Linked DNA regions of Homo sapiens: region 1 is linked to region 2. Evidence: read pairs that join two places in POLR2A ChIA-PET (ENCODE). Cell type or tissue: A673. All regions are shown on one strand. Links, peaks and the distances in the headings refer to the core of each region. The heading gives the core; the rest is flanking DNA.

What was found. Peaks named below come from ENCODE experiments on the same cell type or tissue, not always from the same donor. Only the 100,000 strongest peaks of a DNase experiment are listed, where the experiment ranks them.
Region 1: POLR2A ChIA-PET joins it to region 2 with 9 read pairs; 2 of 35 experiments call an interaction of 5 or more read pairs at or near these places.

Annotation. Positions count from the first base shown.
Region 1 is chr6:154,998,215-155,009,826 of GRCh38, reverse strand. The region is part of intron 1 of TIAM2 (TIAM Rac1 associated GEF 2); the gene reads right to left. It also overlaps the pseudogene LOC100421330. Among named protein-coding and RNA genes, the nearest start is that of TIAM2, 8.7 kb to the right of the region's middle. In A673, for the core only: no CTCF peak of the experiment used is centred there; no DNase peak of the experiment used is centred there.
Region 2 is chr6:154,679,654-154,691,265 of GRCh38, reverse strand. No RefSeq gene overlaps it. Among named protein-coding and RNA genes, the nearest start is that of SCAF8, 48 kb to the left of the region's middle. In A673, for the core only: no CTCF peak of the experiment used is centred there; a DNase peak (open chromatin) is centred at 7,385.

The sequences.
Region 1 (11,612 bases), core at 5,747-8,246, 320 kb before region 2:
TGGGTGCGAGGGACCTTAGAAATCCTCTCTTCCACTGGATTCACAACTGTATTAGGTCCTTCAGAGGGGCCCAAGGGGCCTTCTGTCCCTTACAACTGCGTAATTAATATAATTTCCATTTCATCCCTTTTGTATATTATATATTTGGGTCTTGGTTTCACGTAAGTCGTAGTTTGGAACAAAGGATTCCTCTGATTTTCAAGAAAATCACTAATACTGCCTGGACCAAGAGGTATATACAAACCCAGACCCTGAGAAGCTGAATGACGTCTACGGATCCACATCTCCACTCAGTATAGACCAACACTGAGCCTCCAGAACACAGTCTCTCCAAATGCGGCCCCAGATCAGCCACAGTGGCAGCATCACCTAGAAACATCATAGAGATGCAAATTATCAGGCCGAACTCAGATCTTCTGAGTCAGGGCCAGGCATGGTGGCTCACACCTGTAATCCTAGAACTTTGGGAGGCCAAGCCAGGCAGACCACCTGAGTTCAGGAGTTCAAGACCAGACTGGGCAACATGGTGAAGCTCTATCTCTACTAAAAATACAAAACCTAGCCAGGCATGGTGGCTCACGGCTGTAGTCTCAGCTACTCAGAAGGCTGAGGTGCAAGAATCGCCCGAACCCTGGAGGTGGAGGCTGCAGTGAGCCAAGATTGTACCACTACACTCCAGCCTCGGTGACAGAGCGAGACCCTGCCTCAAAAAAAAAAAAAAAAAAAAAAAAAAAAGATCTTCTGAGTCAGAAACAGAGGACAGGACCCAGAGATTTATGCGTTAGCAAGCCCTCCAGGTGATTCTGATGCCCTGAAGTTTGAGAACCTCTGTTCTGGAACAATACCTAATGTGCTTTCCATTATGCTCTTCCTCTCCTATTTCAATCCTACAACTCCAAGGCAGTACATGCTAAGCAACTGCCCCAAAACACTGAACCTAACTACAGATTCACCCACTGAAAACACAAACACATCACAGTAAGGTTTCCAAACACTGCTACAGTACAGTCAGCGCATTTTTCTTTTCTCACAATACAAACATCCACATCCAAAAGGGTCAAATAAAAGTTTGAGTTTCAAGGAATAATTCAAGAGAGTGGAATATACGTACATTCCAGACACTGAGCCTCAGAAGAACTGAGTGATGCTGAGAAATTTACTTCCAGCTTCTCTGGGCACACTGCCTGCGGGGTAGCCCTGCTCTGCAAGGAGCAGGTTAAAAAAAAAAAAATTATTTCCAGAAAAGGAAGGTCCCTTAGACTATCAGTGACCACCAGTGAGTACCAAAGAGACAAAACTTGGCAATATTACTAAATGGAGACAGCTCCTTCCAGGAAAACCTGGTTCAGAGACCTGGAAATGAGTAGGAAAGTGACTGTGTTTCACCCCTAGCCTGAGGCAATTGATTTCTCTGTGCCTTATATTTCTTGAGGTTTGAGGTATATGTTCGTCATGTGCACAGGTGATTTTGCTGACTTTCTGCGTAATATATACATAAGAGGCACTATCCGGACTAACCACTAACTGTAAGCCACATCTCAGTGTCATGCTATTTTAGCAAATTTTAAGAATGCCAAATGAGAAATTACAACAAACACAGTTTTCAAGTGTGTCATATTATCATCTATCACACACAGAAATATAAATGTACTTTTATATCTTGAAATTATTCAAGAATTTTCAATGCACTCTATAAATGTTTAGAGATTTTCCTTTAGACAATGGAAAAAGCCATATGATGTATTATTTAAGGTCGACAATTACATATGTACGTGTCCACATATTTCGGAACAACCCACTTGTTGGTTTGCCGAAAATTCCAACTGTTGGCTGCCAACTCTGTACACTCCACGCCTTAGTGAATTTTCTAATGTGATTTATCAAGCTATCAAAATTTAGCTTCAGTGACAGACAGCTTTTCAGAAAATGCCACGCTGCAGTGACATTCTCTTCTCGACACACACCAAGACTCCTGCAATGGCAACCATCCGACGGGCTCAATTTCCTCACACGTTTAGACTAATGGCCAGGGTGAAACTGATGACAGTCTGACTTAGTGACATCCCCAGATTTTTTAAGACAGGTCATTTTAAAATTCCAATTACATGGTAAACTGAAATAGAACTAAGCAAAGTCCTGCCTGTTGGTATCCCTCAGGAAATGGCCTTTATTGAAGAGACAGAAATGCTTTCTCACTAATATTCATTACAAAATGATGTTTTTAAGTAACCTGACATTTTACCTAATCGTTTTCACTGTCAGTATGCTTATAACTAATATATTCAACAAACCTCTTCTTTAGAAACCAGATGTTTTCCTTAAAAATTTCCTTAAGAATGGCGTGAACCCGGGAGGCGGAGCTTGCAGTGAGCCGAGATTGTGCCACTGTACTCCAGCCTGGGCGACAGAGCGAGACTCCCTCTCAAAAAAAAAAAAAGAAAGAAAGAAAGAAAAAGAAAAATGGTTCCTGTCAAACCATGGATCACCCTGAAATAAGAAAACCTGTGCTGCATTTATATGTGACTGGCCTACAAATCTCTTGCCCATCTCTGGCAAGTTAACTAACATGGTTAGATCCTCACAATCCTATGCAAGCCTATGCAAAGGGGCATCATGCAGGGAAAAGAGACGGGAAGAGAGACCTTGACTCCACTCCCCCACACCCTCCACACACTGAATGCCCTACAAGCGCAAGTCTTACTTTATTTAGGGCAGTTTCTCAAAGTACGATCAAAAAGCCAGTAGCAGACCAGCCGCAGTGGCTTACACCTGTAATCCTAGTAGACCAGCCTGAGCAACATGGCAAGACCCTTTCTCCACAAAAAATACAAAAATTGGCCGGGCACAGTGGCTCATGCCTGTAATCCCAACACTTTGGGAGGCCAAGGCAAGTGGATCACTTGAGGTCAAGAGTTTGAGGCCAGCCTGGCCAACATGGTGAAACCTCATCTCTACTAAAAATACAAAAAAATTAGCTGGGTGTGGTGGTGGGCACTTGTAATCCCAGCTACTCAGGAGGCTGAGGCAGGAGAATCGCTTGAACCCGGGAGGTGGAGGTTGTGGTGAGCCGAGATCACGCCACTGCACTCCAGCCTGGGCAACAGAGTAACACTGTGTCTTTTTTTTTTCTTTTTTTTTTTTTTTGGTGGGGGGAGGTGGGGGAGACAGTCTCTAAAAATGTCGCCCAGGCTGATGTGCAATGGCACAATCTCAGCTCACTGCAACCTCCGCCTCCAGGGTTCAAGAGATTCTCCCACCTCAGCCTCCTGTGTATTTGGGATTACAGGCATGCGCCACCACACCCGGTAATTTTTGTATTTTGAGTAGAGACAGGGTTTCACCATGTTGGCTAGGCTGGTCTCGAACTCCTGACCTTGTGATCCACCCACCTCAGCCTCCCAAAGTGCTAGGATTACAGGCATGAGCCACCATGCCCGATCGAGACTCCGATTTGAAAAAAAAAAGTGCCTTGAGCCCTGGGTGTTACTGCAGCTCTGCCACAGGACTTATGTCCTCTGCTGCCCTGATTATAAACATCTTCTTTACTTGTTTGTCCCTACCACTAGAGTGTGGGCAGCATTAGAGTGTATCTGGTTCCCCACTGACCTCAACGTCAGGGACTTGGTAGGCACTCGGTCACTGATCACCAGCTCTGCCGTGGGTCGGCCTCCCATCTGTAAAACTAATCAGGCAGCACTGCCTCCAGGACCCCGGGGGGCTACACGTGGGAGCCTCCCTGCCCTCTACTCCTCGAGGCTCGAGGACCCAGAGGCAGGCGGCTCGATCCAAGAACTAGTCAGTCAGTGGCTCCTCCTTACCCACCCTTTTCTCCAGTGACTTTTTCAAATGATTCAAATTCCTTGAAAGTAAAGAATCTGGCCAGGTGCAGTGGCTCACGCCTGTGATGCCAGCACTTTGGGATGCCGAGGCAGGCAGATCACCTGAGGTCGGGAGTTCAAGACCAGCCTGACCAACATGGTGAAACCCCATTTCTACTAAAAATAGAAAAATTAGCTGGGCGTGGTGGCAGGCGCCTGCAATCCCTCAGGAGGCTGAGGCAGGAGAATCACTTGAACTCGGGAGGCAGAGGTTGCAGTGAGCCGAGATTACACCATTGCACTCCAGCCTAGGCAACAAGAGCAAAACTCCATCTCAAAAAAAAAAAAAAAAGTAAAGAATTCTCACAGTGCCAGGTGAGGTGGCTCACCCCTGTAATCCCAGCACTTTGAGAGGCCAAGGTGGGTGGATCACTTGAGGTCAGAAGTTCAAGACCAGCCTGGCCAACATGGTGAAACCCCGTCTCTAGTAAAAATACAAAAATTAGCCAGGCATGGTGGTGCACACCTGTAGTCCTAGCTACTCAGGAGGCTGAGGCAAGAGGATTGCTTTAACCTAGGAGGTGGAGGTTGCAGTGAGCCGAGATCGTGCCACTGTACTCCAGCCTGGGCAATAGAGCTAGACTCCATCTCAAAAATAAAAAATAAAAAACAAAAACAAAAACAAAAAACTCTCTCAGGGTCTCTCCAAGATTCCTGGCCCTCTGGCATAGCCTGTACTCAGGATGCCTGGCCTGCTTCCAGACGGAATTCCTCATTTTTATTGTGGAAAGACAGGCAGGCCTCCAGGGTGGAGGTGAAAGGGGAAATGAGGGACAAGCTGCTGATGAGCTACTCCTCCCTCCTCAGGCTGCCAGGCTAATTGGAGAGAGCCTTGCCTTGGGCAACCTGACCTCCATTACCATCCTCCAAGCCTTCTACTCTGGTGCAACTGACCATCCACTGGCTCATCATGGGTTACTCCATGACTGCCTTCTGCCTCTTCACATGGGGCAAATGGCTTAAGGTAAGTGAAGGCCTGCCTGGGAAGCTGAGAGGGACTCACTGCAAACTCTGGCAGTGAGGGATGCTCCAGACTGTGTGCCCACCTCAGCGACCTCTCCCCACTCTATAAATCCATCTTGGGCACATCTTCTTTTGGAGCCTACTATATTTACAAAGCAATGGTACCAAAGAAAGAGGAGTTAAAGGTGATGCAATAGTCTATTCGCCTGGTAAGTAAATGTCCTACAGCTAAGCTCAAAATACCAGGTTACATAACAGAGTAACAGACTTGGAAAAAAAGATGGTATTAAGAGGCCGGGCGCAGTGGCTCATGCCTATAATCCCAGCACTTTGGGAGACCGAGGCGGGCAGATCACAAGGTCAGGAGATTGAGGCCATCCTCGCTAACACGGTGAAACCCCGTCTCTACTAAAAGTACAAAAAATGAGCTGGGCGTAGTGGCGGGCGCCTGTAACAAGTCCCAGCTACTCGGGAGGCTGAGGCAGGAGAATCGCGTGAACCCAGGAGGTGGGGGTTGCAGTGAGCCAAGATCATGTCACTGCACTCCAGCCTGGGTGACAGAGCAAGACTCCATCTAAAACAAACAAAAACAGAAAGATGGTATTGGAAATTTGGGGTGAACTCCAAGGATTAGCCTGGCTACTACATACAGAGTATGGGCCTTGACTACTCTGACTTACTGAGGCACACTAGGAAGACTCTGGAAAGACTACAGACCAGGAGCTAGAAGTGACTCTGACCAGCCTTCCAATCAAACATCTTGTCTTGCAGGTAGCCTACAGCAGGACTGGTGCAGAAATTACTCATCACAGCTAGGCACGGTGGCTCATGCCTGTAATCCCAGTACTTTCGGAGGCCGAGGCAGGCAGATCACCTGAGGTCAGGAGTTCAGGACAGCCTGGCCAACAGGGCAAAACCCCATCTCTACTAAAAATACAAAAAGCAAAGGCACTGATAAAAGTCACATAAGTGCAAAACATCTCACACAACAGACTCAACAGAATGCACTTTTCTGGGGGGAGTTGGGAGAGATGGAGTCTCGCTCCGTCAATCTTGGCTCACTGCAACCTCCATCTCCCAGGTTCAGGTGATTCTCCCTGCCTCAGCCTCCTGAGTAGCTGGGAGTACAGGCAGCTGCCACTACACCCAGCTAATTTTTGTATTTTTAGTATAGACAGGGTTTCACCATGTTGGCCTCCTCCCTGCCCCACCGTGGCAGCTGCGGTGGTAGCAGCACATACACAATCACAGTAAATTGGCAGAGGAAACACACAACCGATTCCTGGCTAGAGGGGGAGAGATAAGGCAGTGTGCATGGGGGAGCCGAGAGGGGAGATGTGGGCCCCTCTGCTCCTCCCACAAGAGTGTCCCCTTTGGCCCCGGTGGAGACTTGGCCCACAGCTGAGGCACAGCTGGGAGCGTCGAGTCTTCCACCTCTCTGACTTTTCTGTTCTCTGGGGCCAGGGAGGCTGTGAAAATGGGGACAAGTAATTTCTTTTCTTTTTTGAGACAGAGTCTCACTCTGTTGCCTAGGCTGAAGTGCAGTGGTGTGATCTCGGCTCACTGCAACCTCTGCCTCCCGGGTTCAAGTAATTCTTGTGCCTCAGCCTCTTGGGTAGCTTGGATTACAGGCGTGCACCACTACACCTGGCTCCCTCAAATGTTTAGGTGACCTGCCAAATGGGTAAAAGGTATATTCCACAACAGAATCTAGAGCTGTTAATATCCAATACAATAACCTTGCCACAATTCCACGCTTCGGAAAAAAACGGATCAACCTTTATGTATTTTAACTTTCAGCACTTTGTTATTGATAAAGTCCATTTAGAGAGTCAAATATTTGGCAAAGGGTCTCTCAATCTCATAATCATATTATAATACTTTTAAAAACAATTTCAATGAACACTTCACACATTCTGTCAACCACCATTTAAGAGTGTTCACTAAAGCACCAGGCTGGATATAAAAGTGGTACAAAAATAAAACAAGCATGGCTGGGCTCAGTGGCTCACACCTATAATCCCAACACTTTGGGAGGCCAAGGAGGGCAGATCACCTGAGGTCAAGAGTTCGAGACTAGCCTGGTCAACATGGTGAAACCCTGTCTCTACTAAAAAAAAAACACACACACACAAAACTTAGCTGGATGTGGTGGTGGGTGCCTGTAATCCCAACTACTTGGGAAGCTAAGCCAGGAGAACTGCTCGAACCCTGGAGGCAGAGTTCGCAGTGAGCTGAGATCATACCACTGCACTCCAGCCTGAGCAACAGAACGAAACTCCGTGTCAAAAATAAATAAATAAATAAATAAAACAAGCAAAGCACTCCCTGTGTGATGGAGAAGTCATCAAGAATTAAATATTATATGATGAATGCAACAATTGATATAGACACAAGTACCTAAGAAGCAACTCAGATGGAAGGCTTTTCTGGGTCTCCGTGGATGACTGGGGGTTAACCAGACAGGGAATAATGCAAGGAAAAAAATGACAGAAAGAAATAGAAAACACTTAGTGAACTTTCTCATTTCGTCAGGCCAGGTTCTAAGCATATTATGCTAATTTTATTTTATTTTGAGACGAGGTCTTGCTCTGTCACCCAGGCTGGAGTACAGTGGCGTGATCATGGCTCACTGTTGCCTCGACCTCCTGGGTTCAAACAATCCTCCCATCTCAGCCTCCTTAGTAGCTGGGACTACAGGCATATGCCACTATGCCCAGCTAATTTTTGTATTTTTTTTACAGAGACAGGGTCTTACTATGTTGCCTAGGCTGGTCTCAAATACTTGGCCTCAAGTGATCATCCCGCCTCAGCCGACCAAAGTGCTGGGATTATGGGCGTGAGCCACTACACCCAGCTGTATTATGTTAATTCATTAATTTCTCAATCCTCAAAACAATATTCTAAGAAGGCGCTGCTGTCATCCTTCTTTTAGAGATGAAAATCTTAAGGCACAGAATGCTCTTTACTAGACAACAACAATATAATTTTTTTGAATTTTAAAATAACACAAAATATTGCACTAAAATTCATCACTATATTTTAAAAGCAATGAGAATCCTTCACTTTCACCAGCATAAGGAAAGATTTGCAAGCTTATTTATTAAGCCATTTCCCAAACTACTGACAAAAGAAGCTTCAAAATTCGAGTTTTACATACTGTTCCCAATGCAAAGAAATCACTTAGTAATGGGAACTCATGAAGAACTATGTCCAAAAGGCACATTCAGAAACCTAACCATGAATTTAAAAGAAAGCTTGTAATCCAACACCATGAAAACACAATGAACACTGTAGTCCAGATTCTGTTACTCAATCTACAAACCTCATAAATGAAAACAAAGCAGACCAATTTCCAGCTCGATGGAATGCCTGGAGAGGAGTGGGCCAGGGCCCAGGCCATGTAACATCCAGGAGAGGAAATACATTATACGCTTCTGGCAGGGAACCTTCTCAGGGCACCAGCCTATGTCTGCTGGCGGTAACCATCCGTGGGCATTTTTTTTTCCTTAATGTTATGAAAAAACATTTCACAAAAAATAAAAGCTTTCAAATGCTAGATGATTTTTATTAAGATCCTTTATTTGTTTACAATTAAGGGCATGCTAACCATTGGGTCAGGATAGAAGAGTGGAAGGATCATGTGGTCAGACAGACCTGGATTCAAATCTCAGCTGTGCAATTTCAAACTACGTGAACTTGGGTAAAGGATCCCACAGGTCTCCAACCTTCTCCTTCTAGGTTGTCATATGGGTGAGCAGCCTGGGTGTCATCCTTTACTGGATGTGATTCTCCCTGCCCTCCATTTTCTCAGTCACCAAGTCCACTGCACTTCCTTTATATTTCTGGAATCTTCTTCCATGTCTGTCCCCACTATTCTACTGCCACCACCTTTGATGATCTACACTGTTACCACTGACTTTCTTTCTTCCAGGCTTGCTTCCCTAAATCTACTCACAACAATCTAAAAAGAAACTGGTTTCTTTTTTTGTTTGTTTGTTTGAGATGGGGTCTCGCTCTGTCGCCCAGGCTGGAGTGCAGTGACGCAATCCTGGTTTACTGCAACCTCCACCTCTCGGATTCAAGCAATTCTCGTGCCCCAACCTCCCGAGTAGCTCGGACTACAGATGTGCACCACCACACCCAGCTAATTTTTGTATTTTTAGTAGAGACAGGGTTTCACCATGTTGGCCAGGCTGGTCTTGAACTCCCAACCTCAAGTGATCCCCAGCGTCGGCCTCCCAGAGTACTGGGATTATAGGCGTAAGCCAAGGTGCCTGAACGGAACTGGTTTCAAATGCAAATCTGACCTATCACTCCTCCACCTAAAACTTAAGGAATTTGCTTTTGTGTCACTTAATGTCACTTACTGTTCTCTACTTAAAGTAAGTTCTCTTACTGACCATCGTGTTGAGAGCGTAACAGTTTTTTGGATGCTTTTTTTTTTTTTTTTTTTGCAACAGTTTCCCTCTTGTTGCCCAGGCTGGAGTGCAATGGCGCAATCTCAGCTCACCACAACCTCTGCCTCCCGGGTTCAAGTGATTCTCCTGCTTCAGTTTCCCAAGTAGCTGGGATTACAGGCATGTGCCACCACGCCCACTAATTTTTGTATTTTTAGTAAAGACGGGGTTTCTCCATGTTGGTCAGCTGGTCTTGAACTCCCGACCTCAGGTGATCCGCCCCTTGGCCTCCCAAAGTGCTGGGATTATAGGCGTGAGCCACCGCACCCAGCCCAGCTTAACAGTTCTTAACACATCATAGGGGGCTCACTCGATACATGTTTAACATTGAGGGAGTTGTTTAAGCATGAATTTCTTCCTTATTCCACAAAAGTCTACTTTTTTTAAATTCAGAGGAATAAATGAGATGATGTATGCACAGGCCAAGTAGTCACTGCCACAGCTTCTAACTCCTCTTACTGTTCATTGTTCCAAAGTTTGCAAAGTGCTTTCATGCACTTCAGCTCATTTGATCTTTGTAACAACTCTAAGATTTAAGGAGTTACAAGAGGTTGGGCGCGGTGGCTCACACCTGTAATCCCAGCACTTTGGGAGGCCGAGGCGGGCGGATCACAAGGTCAGGAGTTCAAGACCAACCTGACCAACATGGAGAAACCCCGTCTGTACTAAAAATGCAAAAATTAGCTGGGCATGGTGGCACGTACCTGTAATCCCAGCTACTCGGGAGGCTGAGGCAGGAGAATTGCTTGAACCAGGACCCGGGAGGCAGAAGTTGCAGTGAGCCAAGATGGCACCACAGCACTCCAGCCTGGGCTACAGAGTGAGACTCCGTCTCAAAAAAAAATAAAAAAAGAAGTTACAAGAAACTGAGGCCGGTGACATTTATGGTCTGCAGAAGCAAAGCTAGTTTTCAGACAAACTTAGTGATTCCAAATCCTGAGCTTTTTCATTACGCTTTTCTGTTAGGAGTTCTAACTTCTCCTATAGAAAATAATAAAGAAATAAAAATTATTTTTCCTGGCCAGGAGCGGTGGCTCACGCCTGTAATCCCAGCACTTTGGGAGTCCGAGGCAGGTGGATCACCTGAGGTCAGGAGTTCGAGACCAGCCTGGCCAACATGGCAAAACCCCATCTCTACTAAAAATACAAAAATTAGCCAGGTGTGGTGGTGGGTGCAATCCCAGCTACTCGGGAGGCTGAGGCAGGAGAATCGCTTGAACTCAGGAGATGGAGGTTGCAGTGAGCTGAGATCGCCACTGCACTCCAACCTGGGTGACAGAGCGAGACTCTGTCTCAAAAAAATTAATTAATTAATTAATTAATTTTCCTATAGCATATCAAATGTCTTTGAATATATAATAGAGATGCCCATCTTTCCCATAAAGTTTAACCAATACTTTTTATGGCATTTAAGAAATACAAACACATGGGCCAAATTCCACTCCAAATGGACTTTGCATCATTTCTTATCAATTACTTTAAATAAGGAAGTTGTCATCGGGTTTGTTCATTCATTCCTCCATTCAGCAAATATTTATCACATGCCTACTTTACCCAGGGCATTGTGTTTGGCACTGAAAATCTTTTCTTTCCCTGAGATCTTAAAATTAAGCCTATACTTTCAAGATTTCCCAAGTGAGGCCAATGATGGAATATACAGAAGGCTGTTCTTATAGGTACTTGAATATGAAGTCGAAGCCAGGAAATCTGAAAGCTCGTCCTGGCTATGCCTCTACACAAGCTCAGTGACCCTGGATAAGTTCCTGGGACTCAGTTTCCTTACCCATAAAATGGGAGAATTGATCCATATTATCCTTAAAGTTATTCCAATGTTATGAATTCTAGAGATTCCAAGATTCCATATAACTAGCAAACACTTTTGACATCTACAAGTATATAATTTTATATCACAATCTTATAAATGCTTGCATGATAATTCACATATTGATTGTAGCTTGAAAAATGCCACCAGATCACCCCACAAATTGTTAATTTTTAACTACATACAAAATTTGGAGCATTTTTACAACTCTTGCAGCCAATTCAGCTTGCAAATGGCCCCTTCCCAATGAAAACTGCATTTTTCATGCATAAAACTGTGATATTAAATACTGATCTCATTGGAGATCCTAAATAAATCAGACTCAAACCCTTCTTACTTTCTTAGTTTAATTCTGTGACATCTCACTTTAGGATGGCTTAAATTCTTATATACAAAACGGCACTCCAATGCAATTTATTAGCACATGTTTATGCGAGCAAAGCTCTTTAGGGCCTTACTTGCAAGTTTCTTGCCCCCTTATCTCTCTTA
Region 2 (11,612 bases), core at 6,044-8,543:
CCAAAGTGCTGGGATTACAGGCATGAGCCACCGCACCTGGCTGACAATTCAGATTAAATTTCTTACCATTTGGTGAGATGAGGTTCCCAGAAAAAGATTTAAGGAAAGTGGGGAAATATACTAGTTTTTACAAGCTGGGATGTGTTCTACTCACAATAACTCCTACACAGATAATAGCTTAGTATCCGGCTGTGCCTCCTTTTATTAAGAGTTCAAAGTTCTGCAGTGAAATATATGATGCATACCAAGCACCACCCCAGGGACCAAGCCTCCAATCAGGATATGATTAATCATACGACTAAATTTAAATATTTTTCAGTATTTATTAAGTATACCGATTGATTCCTCTCAGTACTGACATAGGCATTAATATGAAGCCAATTTCCTTAACTATTTTGTTTCAAGATCTAGTTACCTATTCATATGGCCTTAGTCTTTTTAGTTTTTTCTCTAGAGTCTTGTTAGTGTGTGTGTGTGTGTGTGTGTGTGTGTGTGTGTGTGTGTATTGTTTGTTTGTTTGTTTGTTTTTGAGATGAAGTCTTGTTCTGTTGCCCAGGCTGGAGTGCAGTGGCATGATCTCGGCTCACTGGAACTTCTGCCTCCTGGGTTCAATCGATTCTCCTGCCTCAGCCTCCCGAGTAGCTGAGATTACAGGCTCCCACCACCACGCCCAGCTAATTTTTGTATTTTTAGTAGAGATGGGGTTTCACCACGTTGGTCAGGCTGGTCTCGAACTTTTGACCTCGGGCGATCCACCCTCCTCGGCCTCCCAAAGTGTTGAGATTACAGGCATGAGCCTCTGCTCTTGGCCTTGTTAGCATAGTTTGGAGAGAACAAAATTGTTTTTCATCTCACTTACAGAATAGTTTTCTAACAATTACATAGAACATTTTAATTGCAAATGCAGCTGACTCCGAATAGCTAGGCAAATTAGCATAAATACAAAACTGAAAGCTGCTAGGATAGTCCTAAATTAAGTCAGGCTACAAGAAGAAATTTTAGGTAACAAAAAAGATTAAACATAGATAACTCACAAAATTGGCGTTACAGTTCTTCTGGCCGTTGGTGCTTACAACTGTGCGTACTTCTTACTTAGCACAAGGCATTTCTGAGAATTTGAGTGCTCAATATATACTTGCTAAGTGAATGAATGAATGCATGCATGGATGCATGAATAAATGAATGAGTAGCCTTGTCCTCCTGGTTTTCACGATACATATATCTTAAATGCCTCTGCTTGATTAATGTTGCTAAAAAGCTGATCTCATCCCTTCATTCCTCAACTCAAATACCTTTGCCCTGTCTACAAAATAAAAGTGTTCTTGGCCTGAATAAATGCTTGATTAAATTTTGTTTCACTTTTGACTCTTGCTATGTCTAAGATGAATCCTACAGCTCCAGCCAAACACATCATCTAGCTTTCCTCTTTTTAAAATGCACACACACTACTTCCTTTTGCTTCTCAAACCTAATTAAATCCTTTTCAGGGTATTAGGTTCAGCTGGTCGGTCATTTCTTTAATGAAACACACCTTGGGCAAACCAGCTCATTTTGCTTTGGCTTTTATCTTAATAATAGCAGCTGGCTCTTATAAATTCAGATTCCTGGCTCCTTCCCAGATCTCATCAATAAACTCTCTAGAGGAGTCTAGGAATCTCCTCCAGGGCCTACTTTTGATAGGAAAGTGTAGCAAAAAGACTTAATGACCTCTCCTTTGTCATGGATCATTGATAGCCTTATATTATTACTTGCCTGTTTCCTCTGTATTCCTCCTCATTAAGATAATATATTCCTCAGGTATGGGGACTATATTTATATTTATTCTGTTTGCTACTTCATGCCTAACATTATGCTGATAGTAGATGCTTTACAAATTCCTACTACATATATGGATCACCTGGTAAAAATTTTGCTTAGACAAACCTTTTCAAAAAATGCTATTTGCAATGTTGGTCCCTAGTAGAAATATTTATGAAGAACAAAAGCTTTTTAGTTTAAGATGCTCTTGTTTATTTGGTTAGGAAAGTAATAGAAAAGTAAATTAACAACTTCAATGTTACAAGTGAAAATGGGCATGAAGGATTGTTTAGGAGTAAATTCTGGTTAAATGCTTGCTCCTCCAAGAGCTTCTATATTTAAACACTGGTGTTGGAACCAATTCAAGAAAAAGAAAATCCTTCATTAATATTTAAGTAAGGCAGGAATAGGAAATGAAAAAGTGAGGTCTATGAAACAGGAGCCCAATATCTTAAATTTCATTATCAATTTTGATTTTTTAAGAAGTTCAGTGGCCGGGCGCGGTGGCTCACGCCTGTAATCCCAGCACTTTGGGAGGCCGAGGCGGGCAGATCATGAGGTCAGGAGATCGAGACCATCCTGGCTAAAACGGTGAAACCCTGTCTCTACTAAAAATACAAAAAATTAGCTGGGCGTGGTGGCGGGCGCCTGTAGTCCCAGCTACTCGGGAGGCTGAGGCAGGAGAATGGCGTGAACCCGGGAGGCGGAGCTTGCAGTGAGCTGAGATTGCGCCACTGCACTCCAGCCTGGGCCACAGAGCGAGACTCCGTCTCAAAAAAAAAAAGAAGTTCAGTGGCTGAGACCTTGATTTAATGCTAAAATGTCTTCTTCAATTTCAGTTCTACCAGCAACTCATTTGATCTTGAAAGTTTTTACTCTTGAGTGTCTTTTAGTGAATTTGTTAATCTCCAGAATGCATAGAAGATAATGAGAAAACAGAGGCTACCTCTGGTTTCTTAAAATGGGAAAGGAGTGAATAACTCCTATATTTCCACTTGAAATCGAATGGAATGATCTGTTTTACTACCCTACAATCTATTAATCTGATCAAAGTAATAAATGGCCATTTAGAGTTTTATAAAAACATAGCTATGACTGTCTGACAAAGGATGGAGTGTGTGAGAAGTTAGTCTGACCTTCCACCTATTTCCTAAGGGAAGGAGAAAATACCATTTCTAAAGGAAGAAAACCCAACCAAAGTAATTTTTTTTTTTTTTTTATTGATCATTCTTGGGTGTTTCTCACAGAGGGGGATTTGGCAGGGTCATAGGACAATAGTGGAGGGAGGGTCAGCAGATAAACAAGTGAACAAAGGTCTCTGGTTTTCCTAGGCAGAGGACCCTGCGGCCTTCCGCAGTGTTTGTGTCCCTGGGTACTTGAGATTAGGGAGTGGTGATGACTCTTAACGAGCATGCTGCCTTCAAGCATCTGTTTAACAAAGCACATCTTGCACCGCCCTTAATCCATTTAACTCTGAGTGGACACAGCACATGTTTCAGAGAGCACAGGGTTGGGGGTAAGGTCACAGATCAACAGGATCCCAAGGCAGAAGAATTTTTCTTAGTACAGAACAAAATGAAAAGTCTCCCATGTCTACTTCTTTCTACACAGACACGGCAACCATCCGATTTCTCAATCTCTTCCCCACCTTTCCCCCCTTTCTATTCTACAAAACCGCCATTGTCATCATGGCCCGTTCTCAATGAGCTGTTGGGCACACCTCCCAGACGGGGTGGTGGCCGGGCAGAGGGGCTCCTCACTTCCCAGTAGGGGCGGCCAGGCAGAGGCGCCCCTCACCTCCCGGACTGGGCGGCTGGTCGGGCAGGGGGCTGACCCCCCCCACCTCCCTCCCGGACGGGGCGGCTGGCCGGGCAGAGGGGCTCCTCACTTCCCAGTAGGGGCGGCCGGGCAGAGGGGCTCCTCACTTCCCAGTAGGGGCGGCCGGGCAGAGGCGCCCCTCACCTCCCGGATGGGGCGGCTGGCCGGGCGGGGGGCTGACCCCCCCACCTCCCTCCCGGACGGGGTGGCTGCTGGGCGGAGACGCTCCTCACTTCCCAGACGGGGTGGCTGCCGGGCGGAGAGGCTCCTCACTTCTCAGACGGGGCGGCCGGGCAGAGACGCCCCTCACCTCCCAGACGGGGTCGCGGCCGGGCCGAGGCGCTCCTCACATCCCAGACGGGGCGGCGTGGCAGAGGTGCTCCCCACATCCTAGACGATGGGCGGCCGGGCAGAGACGCTCCTCACTTCCTAGATGGGATGGCGGCGGGAAGAGGCGCTCCTCACTTTCCAGACTGGGCAGCCAGGCAGAGGGGCTCCTCACATCCCAGACGATGGGCGGCCAGGCAGAGACGCTCCTCACTTCCCAGACGGGGTGGCGGCCGGGCAGAGGCTGCAATCTTGGCACTTTGGGAGGCCAAGGCAGGCGGCTGGGAGATGGAGGTTGTAGCGAGCCGAGATCACGCCACTGCACTCCAGCCTGGGCGCCATTGAGCACCGAGTGAACCAGACTCCGTCTGCAATCCCGGCACCTCGGGAGGCCGAGGCTGGCGGATCACTCGCGGTTAGGAGCTGGAGACCAGCCCGGCCAACACAGCGGAACCCCGTCTCCACCAAAAAAATACGAAAACCAGTCAGGCGGGGCGGCGCGCGCCTGCAATCGCAGGTACTCGGCAAGCTGAGGCAGGAGAATCAGGCAGGGAGGTTGCAGTGAGCCGAGATGGCAGCAGTATAGTCCAGCTTCGGCTCGGCATGAGAGGGAGACCGTGGAAAGAGAGGGAGAGGGAGACCATGGGGAGAGGGAGACCATGGGGAGAGGGAGAGGGAGAGGGAGAGGGGACCAAAGTAATTTATTAAAAGAAACTGAGAGACAATCTAACCAGAGTTCAAAGAGGCTGAAATATGAATTTGGCTTAGAAGAAAACACTAAGTTTTCTGTACCATTTTTAAAGTGTTTTTGCAGGTTGATAACAACCTTCTTTATAAAATACTTCTGTCACAGCAACTGTCCATGTCACACTAATTTGCATTTGCTGCATGTGGTGCCAACTTATAATTATTCTCTTGTGACACTTCATGCTCCAAAAATATCAAGCCACTTGTAAGTTCTCAGTGGTACCATGCTCTCTGAACACCTTGTTTTTTACATGCTGTTTACCCAACTTGTATAGGTTCCAAACTCCTACTCTTCTAAGTCGAGGCAAAAACATCACTGCTTCTATAATTATTTCCCTGTCTCAAGATAAACTTGAGTTCCCTCTTTCCATGGTGTCATGGTATCTCATGTAGTACCTGTATCTATTTATCTCTCCTCTTCACCGTTAGACTGTAAACAATTTCAGGTCAAGAATATGAGAATTGGCTGGGCGTGGTGGCTCACGCCTATAATCCCAGCACTTTGGGAGGCTGAGGCAGGTGGATCACGTGAGGTCAAGAGTTTGAGACCAGCCTGGCCAACATGGCAAAACCCCGTCTCTACTGAAAATACAAAAATTAGCTGGGTGTGGTGGTGCGCACTTGTAATCCCAGCTACTACAGAGGCTGAGGCAGGAGAATTGCTTGAACATGGGAGGCGGAGGTTGCAGTGAGCTGAGATCATGTCACTGCACTCCAGCCTGGTCGACAGAGCAAGACTCTGTCTCAAGAAAAAAAAAAAAGAGAGAATATGAGAACTTTTGGAGGGGTCTCACTTTTTTTTTTTTTAAGTCAGAGTCTCTGTCACCCAGGCTAGAGTGCAGTGGCATGATCATAGGTCACTGCAGCATCAACCTCCCGGATTCAAGAGATCTTCCATCTCAGCCTCCTAAGTAGCTGGGACTACCAGTGTGCCCAGCTAATTTTTTAAATTTTTTTGTATTAATTCCAGCGTCCCACCATGCCCAGCTAATTTTTTAATTTTTTTGTATTAACAGGGGGTCTCACTATGTTGCCCAGGCTGGTCTCAAACTCCTGGCCTCAGGCAATCTGCCCTTGTGACCTCCCAAAGTGCTGGGATTACAGGTGTGAGCCATTGCACCCCTCCAGTCTCATGCTTTTCAGTGCTTTGAGCAGTTGTACTTGCTATGTGGTAAGAAGTCAGTGGTAAATATATAGTGAATGAGTGCAAATCAGACAATCAACAGTGATCAATAAATCCTCTACTAATTCAGAGCCTCTGTCATATCTTCCATATTAAAAAAAGAGGTGAGGCATGGTGGCTCATGCCTATAATCCCAGCACTTTGGGAGACCGAGGTGGGAGGATCACTTGAGGCCAGGAATTTGAGACCAGCCTGGACAACATAATGAGATACTGTAACTAGAAAAAATAAAAAATAACCAGCTGGGTGTGGTGGTGTAGGCCTGTAGTCCCAGCTACTTGGGAGGCTGAGGTGGGAGGATTGCTTGAGCCCAGGAGGTGGAGGCTGCAGTGAGCTGAGATCACACCACTGTACTCCAGCCTGGGCAATAGGGGTACTGCTAAGAGAGAGCCAATCCACTCTGCAGTACTTTGGAGAGACTCAAAATTTGCAGATATCAGGTATAGTGGATGATGCTTAAGTTAATGTAAGGAATAATAGACTTTTTTTTCATCTTAAAGGGGATGTTTCCCCCTCATCTGAAAGCTCTATATATGACCACCAACTGGTCTTAGTGAGTAAATTGAGTAAATCAGGTGTCTAAAAATGACCTAAAGAATTATTCCTGGCCGGGCATGGTGGCTCACACCTGTAATTTCAGCCCTTTGGGAGGCTGAGGCAGGCGGATCACCTGAGGTCAGGAGTTCGAGACCAGCCTGGTCAACATGGCAAAAACCGTTCGCTACTAAAAATATAAAAATTAGCTGGCTGTGGTGGTGCACACCTGTAATCCCAGCTACTTGGGCGGCTGAGGCAGGAGAATTGCTTGAACCCAGGAGACAGAGGTTGCAGTGAGCCAAGACAGTGCCACTGCACTCCAACCTGGGTGACAGTGCAAGACTCCGTCTCAAAAAAAAAAAGAACTATTGCTAATAAACTGAAGTAGGCTAGTATATTATGATTGTGGCTGTTATCTGCTATGAAATAAAGTCCCTCCCTTTCCCATCCCCATGTGTGCCTTGTTATAAACTTCTTCATTCTCTTTCCGCAATCACCAGCCAGAGACAGAAACTGACACTTCCTTTTTTGAAAGTGAAAAAGATGTATCAAGTGAAACTCTTTCTACTTTCACTCTTCAATGCCTTTTTGCCTTCCACTTAAGTATGAGCTACCAGAATCTAAATTTGATGAGTATGATTTCCCTGTAGTTAATACGGGGAGGAAGTTTAGAGTGGGGGGTAGAGAGCACATTGATACATTTACACAGTAATCAATCTGTTTGTTTGTTTTTTAATATATCCTCATTGAATATTGCTGTCCTCACTTGCTTTAGTAATTTACTGCTTGGGGTGGCCCCTGTCCAGTCTCTACTAGTGATTTATGGGCTCTTCATTCAGTCTCAGGTTTAAATTGTACTTAAATAACAACCACACACCTCGCCACTCTTGAGATCTGGATGTGTTCAAACTTCTCAACTCCTTCCTGTGGCCATGAGCTAGGTTTAATTATACTATATTTTCTCTTTTTTATTTTTTTCTGTGAGCAAATCTAGGAGGCTCTGACTCATTTCCTTGTCCCTGGAATCCCTTTTATATGTGGTTCAGCCTTCTTTTTCTGTTTCTAATTGTCTTAACCTTATCTGCCTTTTCTTTTTTCTCTGCTTTTCTTATGGGGTATAACTCAATTGTAACTGAGCAAATAAAAATTCAAATGTATTTGAATCTATTTGTGACCACTTATAATAATCAACTCATGAAGTATTGATATGAAGTATTGATATTTTCATTCACACTAGTAGTCTTCAAACACACGCTTACATACACACACACAGCAGTAAGGAAAGCTCAGTCCTTTCAATAAATGATGCGAGGTCAGTTGTAAAGCTATATGGAACAATAAAACTTTTCCTATACCTCCCATACTTCCCACCATTCAAAAAAACTAATTCCAGGTGAGTTGTAATTTATGAAAGAGAAAGCAGTAAAGCTCCTGGAAGATAAAATAGAAAAAATATTCATAACTTTGGATGTGGAAATATGTCTTAAACAGGACGTAGAAGGCCCTCTCAAAGAAAGTAATTGAGAAATTGTTAAATAAAAAATAAAAACAAATATTGGAGAGGAGACTGAGGGCAAAAATAAGGAAAAACTAAAAACAAAATTGAGAAATTATACTTCATTAACTTTCTGTTTTTCAACAAAACACAATTAAAGTTATGAAAAGGCAAACCAAGCAGTAGGAGAGGGTGTTTGCAATTGGTGTAATCGAGTAAATACTTATATTTATAATATACAAAGAACCTCTCTACAAATTAGACAACCTCATAGAAAGTGACCAAGAGACTTGAATGATAACTTAACGACCAATAAACGTTTGAAAGGGGGTCCAAATTCATTAGTCAAATTATAATGCAAATTATAATGGCAATGAGATACCACAACATGCCCAAGGGACAAAGTTTAAAGAGTAAACAATACCATTCTGGGTAAGGACAAGAAGAAATGAGAAATCTCATACACTGTGAGTGTAAACTGGTAGAACTATATCGGGAAACTTAGGCATTATCTGCGGAAGTTGAGTGTGTGCATACTCCACGACCCAGCAGCTTAACTCCCTCTACGTATGTATCTAACGGAAACGCATGCTCACATACACAAAAGACATATACAACAGCGGTCCTCAACCTTTTTAGCACCAGGGACCAGTTTAGTGGAAGACAATTTTTCCATGGACCTGGGAGATAGTGTGGCAGGGGATGGGTTCGGGATAAAACTGTTCCACCTCAGATCATCATTCTTATAAGGAGCATGCAACCTAGATCCCTCGCATGCACAGTTCACAGCAGGGTTCATGCTCCTGTAAGAAAGAATCGAATGCCTCTGCTGATCTGACAGGAGGCCGAGCTCAGGCAGTAATGCTCGTGTGCCTGCCACTCACCTCCTCCTGTGAAGCCTGGTTTCTTTTCTTTTCTTTTCTTTTTTTAAATGGAGTCTCACTCTGTTGCCCAGGCTGGAGTGCAGTGGCACTATCTCAGCTCACCACAACTTCTGCCTCCTGGGTTCAAGTGATTCTTTTGCCTCAGCCTCCCGAGTAGCTGGGATTACAGGCGCGTGCCACCACGCCTGGCTGATTTTTTTATTTTTAGTAGAGATGGATTTTCACTATGTTGGCCAGGCTGGTCTCGAACTCCTGATCTCGTGAACCGCCTGCCTCGGCCTCCCAAAGTGTTGGGATTACAGGCGTGAGCCACAGCGCCTGGCTGTGAAACCCAGTTTCTAACAGGCCATGGACAGGTACCAGTCTGCAGCCTGGGTGCTGGGGACCCCTGAGAATGTTCTGAACAGCATTACTCACAAGAACCAAAATCTAGGGACAAATACACATCTCCAGTAGAATCAGTAAACAAATTGCAATATATTTGTACCTTGGATCCTATATAATGAAAAGAGTCAATTACTGCTATATGCAAAACTAGGTTGGATCGCACAAACATGATGCATAGCATAAATACCAGGCATGAGATAACATGTACCATATGATTCTCTGTAAATAAAACTCAGAAACAGATAATAGAAAACCGAATAGTAGAATGTTTGGAGGAAGGGAGCATAGCATGATTGGTGGGGAGCATAGAGAAGGCTTCTGGGGTGCTGTCTGTGTTCTATGTCTTAAGCAGGTGATGGTGATTGAGGCTGTTCACTTTGAGACAACAGACTGAGCATTTACGATTTGTGCACTTTTCTCTATGTATGTCATACCATGTATGTTGTAGGAAAAAACTGTCTCAGAAAAAAGGTAAATGTATAAATATTGAAATGGGCATAAGGTGAGAGCAGTAGCAAGTTAAGGAAGACCCCACTGAGTTCTATACTGTTAGACTACCTAACATGCTTTAATAGATCCTACTGAAGGACAGAATTGGTCCTAAGGGTAGTGATATGATCTTGGGATAAGGTTCAAATAGTCATAGCTGGCTGGGTGCAGTGGCTTACACCTGTAATCCCAGAACTTTGGGAGGCTGAGGTGGGAGGATTGCTTGAGCTCAGGAGTTTGAGACCAGCCTGGGCAACGTAGCAAGACCTTGTCTGTACAAAATTTTTTTAAAATAGCCAGGCGTGGTGGCACATGCCTGTAGTTCGGGCACTTTGGGAGGCCGAGGCGGATCACCTGAGATCAGGAGTTCTAGACCAGCCTGGCCAATACGGCGAAACCCCATCTCTAGTAAAAATACAAAAATTAGCCGGGCATGGTGGCATGTGCCTGTAATCCCAGCTACTCGGAGACTGAGGCAGAGGTTGCAATGAGCCGAGATCGTCCCACTGCACTCCAGCCTGGGCAACAGAGTGAGATTCTGTCTCAAAAGAAACAAAAAACCAAAAACTGAGCTCTATTGAATTGGGATGGCAAGGTGAAAGAACACTCAAGAATAACAAAGTGTTGGCTGAGTGTGGTGGCTCACACCTGTAATCCCAGCACTTTGGGAGGCCGAGGCGGGCGGATCACTTGAGGTCAGGAGTTCAAGACCAGCTTGGCCAACATGGTGAAACCTTGTCTCTACCAAAAAAATACACAAAAAAATTAGCTGACTGTGGTGGTGCACAACCGTAGTCCCAGCTACTTGGGAGGCTGAGGTGGGAGAATTACTTGAACCCGGGAGGTGGAGGCTGCAGTGGGCGAGATCGCACCATCGCACTCCAGCCTGGGTGACAGAGTGAGACCATGTCTCAACAAAACAAAACAAAGTGCTTCAAAATGTTGTCCCCTTCACAGTTTGTGCTTTACATTGCAAAAAAGACACACACAAAAAGAAGAATAGCTTCTAATTTCAGGAATCCAAACCTTTCTATTTTCTGTTTGCACACTTCACAACAATCAGCCTTTCTAAAGTAATATAAAAATTCTCCTATGCTCTCTCATAGTTCTAACAGCCTCTAGAGTCTTGTGGGAAAATTCCTGGTTACTTTGTTTCCAACTTCTAAAATCCGTGTCCTTTATCCTTCAGAGGCCTTTGATGGTTCAACATTTTTCCGTCAAGCTAGTTAGGTTTTATCAGGCACCGTGTGCCTTGGCATAGCAAATTTCACATCTCCAGAGAAATGCCAATGCTGACAGGACTCAGGAGATTTCTGGTGAACAGTGTTTGAGACTGGACGGTGCTATCAAACAGGAATTGAAGGTATTTTCTCAATTCCCCCAATGAGGCTTTAGCTTAACTTCATAATTTTTGCTGCTCTATTGTTACAGGAAAGAGGTCCCGATCCAGACCCCAAGAGAGGGTTCTTGGATCTAATGCAATACAAGATTCAGGGTGAATCTGCAGAGTAAAGAGAAAACAAGTTTATTAGGAAAGTGAAGGAATCAAGAATGGCTACTCCATAGACAGAGCAGCCCCGAGGGCTGCTGATTGCCCATTTTTATAGTTATTTCTTTTTTTCTTTTTCTTTCTTTCTTTTTTTTTTTTTTGTTGTTGAGATAGAGTCTTGCTCTGTTGCCCAGGCTGGAGTCAGTGGTGCAATCTCAGCTCACAGCAACCTCCGCCTCCCGGGTTCAAGTTGTCTCAGGTTCCTGAGTAGCTGGGACTACAGGCACGTGCCACCATGCCCGGCTAATTTTTGTATTTGTAGTAGAGATGGGGTTTCATCATATTGGCCAGGCTGGTCTCGAACTCCTGACCTCATGATCTTCCCACCTTGGCCTCCCAAAGTGCTGGGATTACAGGCGTGAGCCACCGCACCTGGCCAAGTTATTTCTTGATGATATG